Regions from separate parts of the Homo sapiens genome. Here region 2 is linked to region 1. A link is an interaction called in ENCODE POLR2A ChIA-PET data of the cell type or tissue named here. Cell type or tissue: A673. All regions are shown on one strand. Each heading gives the region's core, and the rest is flanking DNA. Links, peaks and the distances in the headings are about the cores only.

Evidence for each region. ChIA-PET counts read pairs that join two places held together with the same protein. Peaks named below come from ENCODE experiments on the same cell type or tissue, not always from the same donor. Only the 100,000 strongest peaks of a DNase experiment are listed, where the experiment ranks them.
Region 2: POLR2A ChIA-PET joins it to region 1 with 11 read pairs; 4 of 35 experiments call an interaction of 5 or more read pairs at or near these places.

What each region holds. Positions count from the first base shown.
Region 1 is chr1:27,766,744-27,771,138 of GRCh38, reverse strand. No RefSeq gene overlaps it. Among named protein-coding and RNA genes, the nearest start is that of STX12, 4.3 kb to the left of the region's middle. In A673, for the core only: no CTCF peak of the experiment used is centred there; no DNase peak of the experiment used is centred there.
Region 2 is chr1:27,494,397-27,498,791 of GRCh38, reverse strand. No RefSeq gene overlaps it. Among named protein-coding and RNA genes, the nearest start is that of WASF2, 6.4 kb to the right of the region's middle. In A673, for the core only: no CTCF peak of the experiment used is centred there; a DNase peak (open chromatin) is centred at 1,881.

The sequences.
Region 1 (4,395 bases), core at 254-4,253:
GGAATTCCAGCACTTTGGGAGGCTGAGGCAGGCTGATCATTGCTTGAGCTCAGGAGTTCGAGACCAGCCTGGGCAAAATGGCAAAACCCTATCTCTACCAAAAATACAAAAATTAGCTGGGCATAGTGGCCTGAGCCTGTAGTCCCAGCTACTCGGGAGGCTGAGGCAGGAGTGTAGCTTAAGCCAGGGAGGCAGAGGTTGCAGTGAGCATCTCTCATAGCAGTAAATCTGTGCCTTGCAAATACTGGATGTCAAACAAACATTTATTGAATTAACACATGAATAATAAAAATAATAATTTTATCATTGCTTAAATGCCTGTTAGGTGCCAGGCAGTATGAACACATTTTGTGTACGTTATCAGTAATCTCCAAGATAAAGCCCATCTGATAAAGACCACCTGTAGTCAGACAAAGTTAAGTTTATTAACTTGCTGCTGCAAGGGAAACTGCACACCAAAAGAATCATGGAGCATGTCACAAAACACAGGAAGACAGTGAGTTATTCCAGGATTTGGGGGAAAGAAATGTAGATAAATTTTTAAAGAAGCAGTGTTTTGATAGCCCCCAAACACACCAGGCTATGTGTAAAGGGATTATCATCAGGCCCCAGCTAACAAGATCCTGTTTCCTTGGAAACCATGATGCCAAGATAAATGTGGAATGTTGTGTCTGGAAACCCCTTATCTGAAGCTCTGCACCTGCGTTAGAAATTGAGGCTGCTCTTCTGCATCAAAGTAACTGATCCTCCAGGTAAGAGTGATATATTCCATTCTTACTGATAATTTGAGCAACAAATTTTCTAAAAATCTATGGCTTTAGAGAAAATGTCTCTCAGCTCTACATACTTTTGTTAATTAACGAAAGTAGTCTTCATGGGTTTGCACCCATCAAGGCGATATTAGCTCCTTGGTACGGATAAAGAAACTAGAGATTCTGGGTACTTGCCTAATGTCATACAGCTGTTAAGTGACAGAGCCAGGATTCCCATGCACCTTCTGACCCAGCAATTCTACTCCTAACTATATACCCAACTATGCGTGTTCCAAAAATCAGGTATAGTTCATAGGAGCATTTTTAGGACCAAGCAGCATTTTTCTATACTTATTTACTTTTTGTTTTTTTTTTTCGGAGACAGGCTGGAGTGCAGTGGCGTGATCTCGACTCACTGCAGCCTCAATCTCCCTGGCTCAAGCCATCTTCCTACCTCAGGCCTCCAAGTAGCTGGGACTACAGGCACGCACCACCACACCTGGCTAATTTTTGTATTTTTTTGTTGAGATGTGGTCTTGCCATGTTGCCCAGGCTGGTCTCAAACTCCTGGGCTCAAGCAATTCACCCACCTCGGCCTCCCAAAGTGCTGGGATTACAGGAGTGAGCTATGACACCCAGCCCTTACATTTAATTTTTATTGAGTTATAATTGATATACAATCGAATGCACAGATAGTAAGTGTTCAGCTCAATGGATTTTGACACTTGTACACATCCATGTAACTGCCACACCCAAATCAAGAGATAAAACATTTTTATCATCACCCCAGAAAGTTTCCTTGACTTATGCTCCTTTTTAATCCATTTCCCTCATCACTGGAAGTTACTTACTGATTTTTTTTTTTTTTTGAGATGGAGTCTCACTCTGTCGCCCAGGCTGGAGTGCAGTGGCACGATCTTGGCTCACTGCAACCTCCACCTCGTGATTCAAGCAATTCTCCTGCCTCATCCTCCCAAGTAGCTGTGAATATGGGCATGCGCCACCATGTCCAGCTAATTTGTTTTGTATTTTTAGTGGAGACAGGGTTTCACCATGTTAGTCAGGCTGGTCTCGAATGATCCACCCGCCTCGGCCTCTCAAATGATCCGCCTGGCTCAGCCTCTCAAAGTGCTGGGATTACAGGCATGAGCCACACTGCACCTGGACTTTACTTTCTGATTTTTGTCACTACAGATTAGCTTTGTCTGCTCTTGGACTTCATACTTTATATATTCTTTAGTGTTTGGCTTTTTTCAATTAACACAATGTTTTTGAGATTTATCCATGATGTCACATATATCAGTAGTTTGGTCTTTTTTTATTACTCATTAGTATTTCCTCATATAAATATACTTACAGTTTGATTATCCATTCTCTTATTGATGGATGTTTGCATTGTTTCCAATTTGGTGTTATTATGAAGTTCATAGCAGTATTTATTTTTACTAGTTCCAAACTGTAAACAACTCGAATATCCATCAACAGAGGTTTGTATAAACAGATATTATAAAGCACAAAAATAAATGGCCTACTGCTGTGTGAACAACATAGGTGACCTCTTCCCAACAATGCATAGCTAAAGAAGCCAGACACAAATTAGCTAGGCACAGTGGTGCACACCTGTAGTCCTAGCTACCTGAGAGATCAAGGTGAGAGGATCCTTGAGGCCAGGAGGTCAAGGCTGCAGTGAGCTATGATTGCACCACTGCACTCCAGCCTGGGCGACACAGCGAGACCCTGTCTCTTAAAAAAAAAAAAAAAAAAAAAAAAAAAAAGGAGAAGAGGAAGCTAGACATAAAATGAGTACAATCTGTATCATTTCATCTTTATTAAGTTCAAAACTGGCCAAATTAAATCTATGTTATTAAAAGTCAGAATAGGGCCAAGTGCAGTGGCTCATGTCTGCAATCCCAGCACTTTGGGAGGCCAAAAGGATGGATCACTTGAGCTCAGGAGATCAAGACTACCCTGGACAACATGGTGAAACCCTGTCTCTACAAAAAATACAAAAATTAGCTGGGCATGGTGGCACAGGCCTGTAATCCCAGCTACTCGGGAGGCTGAGGTGGGAGGATGGCTTGCACCCGGGAGGCAGAGGTTGCAATAAGCCAAGATCATGAAGTATCACTATTACTATCAGTATGGTGAGCTTCCTGGGGACTGGTAGGGAGGAGTTAATGGGGAAATTCACTTAGGTTGCAAATAATACTGTATTAAAATTAGCACTCATCATATATTGCTGGTGGGGATGCAAAATGGTACAGTCACTTTGGAAAATAGTTTTACAGTCTCGTATACAGTTAAGAATAAATTTACCATACAACCCAGCAATTCAGCAGCTCCACTGCTATATATTTACCCAAGAATAATAAAAACACATTTCTATTAAAAGACCTGTATGCAAATGTTTACGGCAGCTTTATTCGTAATAACCAAAAACTGGAAGCAGCTCAAGTGTCCATCAACTGCTGAAGAGATAAACTGTGGTACATCCATACAGTGGAAAACTATTCAGCTATAAAAAGAAACTACTGAGACATGGAATAAATTACTGAGACATGCAAAAACACGGATGAATCTCAAACACATACGCTAAGTGAAAAAAGTCAGACGTAAAAGGCCATATCCTATATGATTTTATTTATATGACATTCTCTTTTTTTTTTGAGATGGAGTTTCACTCTTGTCGCCCAGGCTGGAGTGCAATGGCATAATCTCGGCTCACGGCAACCTCTGCCTCCCAAGCTCAAGCGATTCTCCTGCCTCAGCCTCCCGAGTAGCTGGGATTACAGGCATGTGCCACCATGCCTGGCTCATTTTGTATTTTTAGTAGAGATGGGGTTTCGCCATGTTGGTCAGGCTGGTCTTCAACTCCTGGCCTCACGTGATCCGCCCACCTTGGCCTCCCAAAGTGCTGGGATTATAGGCGTGAGCCACCGCACCTGGCTACATGACATTCTTGAAAAGGCAAAGCTATAGGAATATAAATCAGATTAGTGGTTGCATAAAGGCTGGTGTGGAGGGAAGGGCACCAAAGGACTCAAGGGAACTTTTGGGGTTGATGAATATGTTCCATGTCTTGATTATGGTGGTGATTACACAGCTGCATATACTTGTCAAAACTCATTGTGCACTGAGGGTTATTTTTGTGTATGCCAATTTTATACACACACACAGAGACACACATACTTAAATGACACTCTAGAAATCAACGCAATAAAGTGGCATATATGAGGTGGGTAATGTGGAGTTGAAAAAGAGGTATAAAAGTTGTGGGTTGCAATAATGGTCTGACGGCCTAGAAGTGACATAGGACTAAAGTGACTTCGGAAGCAAAAAAACAAGTAAACATACATGTTCATTCTAATTTATGCCTCTATCACCTTCCTTCTTAGGAAACATAAAATGTTGATTCTGTAGAAGTCATAGATGATAATAGCTTACAAAATTGAGTGCATACTATGTACCAAGCACTGTTCTAAAGACTTCTACATGTAGCTGGGCATAGTGGCTTGAGCCTGTAGTCCCAGCTTCTCGAGAAGCTGAGGTAGGAAGATTGCTTGAGTCTAAGAGTTCGAGGCTGCAGTGAACTGTGATCACGCCACTGCTCTCTAGTTTGAGCAACAGGGTGAGATCTGAGTCT
Region 2 (4,395 bases), core at 264-4,263, 270 kb after region 1:
AGACCAGCCTGGGCAACATGGCAAAACCCCGTCTCTACAAAAAATAAATAAATAAATAAAAATTTGCCGAGCATGGTGGCACGCACCTGTAGTCCCAGCTACTTGGAGGCTGAGGTGGGAAAATCACTTGAGTCCAGGAGGTAGAGGCTGCAGTGAGCTGAGATAGCACCACTGCACTCCAGTCTGGCGACAGAGTGAGACCTTGTCTCAAAAAAATAAAAAACAAAAATAAATAAATAATTCAGGCCGGGTGCGGTGGCTCACACCTGTAATCCCAGCACTTTGGGAGGCTGAGGTGGGAGGATCACCTGAGGTCGGGAGTTTAAGACCAGCCTGACCAACATGGAGAAACACTGTCTCTACTAAAAATTTAAAATTAGCCAGGCGTGGTGGCACATGCCTGTAATCCCAGCTACTCGGGAGCCTGAGGCAGGAGAATTGCTTGAACCCTGGAGGCGGAGGTTGTGGTGAGCTGAGATGGCGCCATTGCACTCCAGCCTGGGCAACAAGAGTGAAACTCTGTCTCAAAAAAAAAAAAAAAAAAAAAAAAATTCAAGCAGGATTTTGAAGGTAGGAGGAAAGAGAATAACAGGTACTTACTGAGGGCATAGTACCAATAAAAACAGGCTGGGCACGGTGGCTCACGCCTGTAATCCCAGCACTTTGGGAGGCCGAGGTGGGCAGATCACGAGGTCGGGAGTTCGAGACGAGCTTGGCCAACATGGTGAAACCCCATCTTCAAAAAATACAAAAATTAGCTGGGCATGGTGGTGGGTGTCTGCAATCTTAGCTACTCAGGAGGCTGAGACGTGAGAATCACTTAAACCCAGGAGGCGGAGATTGCAGTGAGCTGAGATCATGCCACTGCACTCCAGCCTGGGTGACAGAGCGAGACTCCATCTCAAAAAAAAAAAAAAAGAAAAATCATAATCATCAGCAGCAGCATCATCATCATGGGAACTATCACTAAATGTGCCATAGTGTGATGAGTAAGAGCACAGATTAAGCTCTACCCCTTACTGGCTGTGTGAGCATGTGCAAGTTATAGAAATCTCCTTGTGCCTCAGTTTCCTCATCTGCAAACTGGGGTTAGTAATAATATCTACCGTATCAGGAGTTAAATAGGTAAATATATGCAAGGTGCTGAGAACTATGCCAGGTACACATGGGCACTGTGTATTTCCTATCACTGTTATTGCTGAACACTTTGGTCCTGCCAGGCAGTTTTATCTGCCATCTCACTTGGTCCTCACAGCAGCCTGAGAGACAGGGATTATTGTCCCCTTTTACAAAGAAATGAGGCGTAAACAGGCCAGGCAGCTTGCTAAGGTCACTTGCTGGGTAAGTGGCAGGAATGGGATTTGAACCTAGGTCTCTCTGCCCCTCCCACCCACCCCATTTCCCTGACTGTGGAACCTGCCTGAAGGAGGAGGAGGAGGAGGAGGAGGAGGAGGAGGAGGAAGAGGAGGAGATGGCATAGTGGGAAGGCAGGGAGGCTTCACCGAGCTGGGGCCTTGGAAGCAGAGCAGCAGGCATTTTTTCCAGAGCTTTCATTTCCGTCTGCTTCTTCTAAGCAGGTGAAAAACCCCACAGAGGACCCTTCCCTGAGTACCCCCGCCCCCACCCTATTTCCTCCCCCACCCAGCACTGCCTCTGTCCCCCACACTGGGAGCGGGGAGGTCAGGCATGCAGCGTGGGGGATGCAGGGGAGGGGAGTGAGGAGGTGGGGGAGCATCATTCCAGATCCTTCCCCTCAGCAACCCTCTCTTCCCCATCAAAGGCGCTCAGGGAGGAGAGAGCATTCCAGGTGGAAGGAATGGCAAATGCAAAGGCTGCAGATTAAGGATGTGGAGGTGGGGAAAGCCTGCGAGCTTGGCTGGAACCGAGGTTCGTGGCCCCCTGGGATTGCTCAGTGAAGAACTTGCTTGACGAGAGAAAGAGAGAGAGAGAGAGAGACTGTGGACCTAGCAAGAGCTGAGGATGCCAGAGGGAGGGGGGTGACCTGGAGATCATTCTGGGCTCTGAGTACAGTGCTCTCCACCCTTCTCCCCTCAGATGGGGGTCAGGGAGAGGGGAGGGGTGATTCTTCCTGGTCCCTATGCTTTGTTGCTCCCCCTGGAATTCCTTAGCTGACTGCACTCTGTCAGTTCCGTACCCAGTGCTGGCTCATAGCTTTTTAACACATTCTCTCATTGCATTTGTATTTTCTCTTCAGCTCCATGAGACTAGTTTTATTCACTCCATTTTATAGGTTAGAAAACTGAGGCTCAGCTAGGTTGTTTTTTTGTTTTTTTGTTTTTTTTTGTGGGGGCGGGGCGGGGAACGGAGTTTCACTCTGTTTGGCTGGAGTGCAGTGGCGCGATCTCGGCTCACTGCAACCTCTGCCTCCCGGGTTCAAGCAATTCTCTTGCCTCAGCCTCCTGAGTAGCTGGGATTACAGGCGCCCACCACCATGCCCAGCTAGTTTTTGTATTTTTATTTTTATTTAAGAAAAAATGTTTTTTGAGCCGGAGTCTCGCTCCGTCGCCCAGGCTGGAGTGCAGTGGCATGATCTCCGCTCACTGCAACCTTCGCCTCCCAGGTTCAAGCGATTCTCCTGCCTCAGCCTCCCGAGTAGCTGGGACTACAGGCGCGTGCCACCACGTCTGGCTAATTTTTTTGTATTTTTAGTAGAGACGGGGTTTCACCATATTGGCCAGGATGGTCTTGATCTCTTGACCTCGTGATCCGCCTGCAGCTGAGATTACAGGTGCCTGCCACCACGCCCAGCTAATTTTTGCATTTTTAGTAGAGACAAGGTTTCACCATGTTTGTCAGGCTGGTCTCGAACTCCTGACCTCAGGCAATCCGCCCGCCTCGGCCTCCCAAAGTGCTGGGATTACAGGCATGAGCCACTGTGCCTAGCCCTGTTTTTTACATTTTTATCTATTTATTTATTTATTTTGAGCCTAGGTTAGGAAACTGGCTAATTCTTGTATTTTTGATAGAGATGGGGTTTTGTCATGTCACCCAAGCTGGTCTTGAACCCCAGGCTCAAGCGATCCCCCTGCCTTGGCATCCCAAATTGTTGGGAATACAGGTGTGAGCTACCATGCCTGGCCCTTTCCCCTCATTTGTAAAATGAGGATGATAATAACAGGACCTAATTTATAGGACTGAGGCTGGGCGCAGTGGCTCACGCCTGCAATTCCAGTACTTTGGGAGGCCGAGGCGGACAGATCACTGGAGGTCTGGAGTTCACGACCAACCTGGCCAACATGGTGAAACCTCGTCTCTACAAAAAATACAAAAATTAGCCAGGCGTGGTGGTGCAAGCTTGTAATCCCAGCTACTTGGGAGGCTGAGGCAGGAGAATTGCTTGAACTGGGGAGGCAGAAGTTGCAGTGAGCCAAGATCATGCCACTGCACTGCAGCCTGGACGACAGAGCAAAACTGTGTCTCAATAAATAAATAAATAATTTATAGGACTGATATAAGGATTGACGAGTTAATGCATGTAAAGCAATTTGCACATTCCTGGCATGTAGCAAATGCTCACTAAATGTTGGTCCTTATTAATATTACCACTAAATGCACAATACCACCTCCCACTCTGAAAGCAACTTCTTTATCTGCATTGCCTAAAAGGAAAAATTAAGGCTCCTATTTTGGGACAACCTTCAAGCAATCACTGTGCTAAGTGTTTCATATTTATGATCACATTTAATTTGAACATATCTGGAAAATAAAAACAATTATGGCCAGGCCTGGTGGCTCACGCCTGTAATTCCAGCACTTTGGGAGGCTGAGGTGCTGAGTCCAGGAGTCCTAGACCAGCCTGGGCAACACAGCAAGACCCCATTTCTATTTTTTTTTTGAGACAAAGTCTCACTCTGTTGCCCAGGCTGGAGTGTAGTGCTGCGATCTCGGCTCACTGCAACCTCTGCCTCCTGGGTCTACGCCATTCTCCTGCCTCAGCCTCCTGAGTAGCTGGGACTACAGGTGCCGGCCACCATGCGCGGCTAATTTTTTGTATTTTTAGTAGAGACGGGGTTTCACCGTGTTAGCCAGGATGATCTCGATCTCCTGACCTCGTGATCTGCCCGCCTCGGCCTCCCAAAGTGCTGGGATTACAGGTGTGAGCCACTGCGCCTGGCCGACCCCATCTCTATTTTCTAAAATTATTAAATAAAAACAATTATGATTTTCATTTTATCGATAAGGAAATTGAGGCTCAGAGAGGTGAAGTCACCTGCCCAAAGTCACACAGCTAGGAAGTGGTATAATAGTGATTCAAATCCAGGTTTGTCTGGCTCCAAAGTCTCGTATGACAATTCAGGCCGGGCACAGTGGCTCATGCCTGTAATCCTAGTACTTTGGGAGACTGAGGTGGGAGGATCGTTTGAGCCCAGGAGT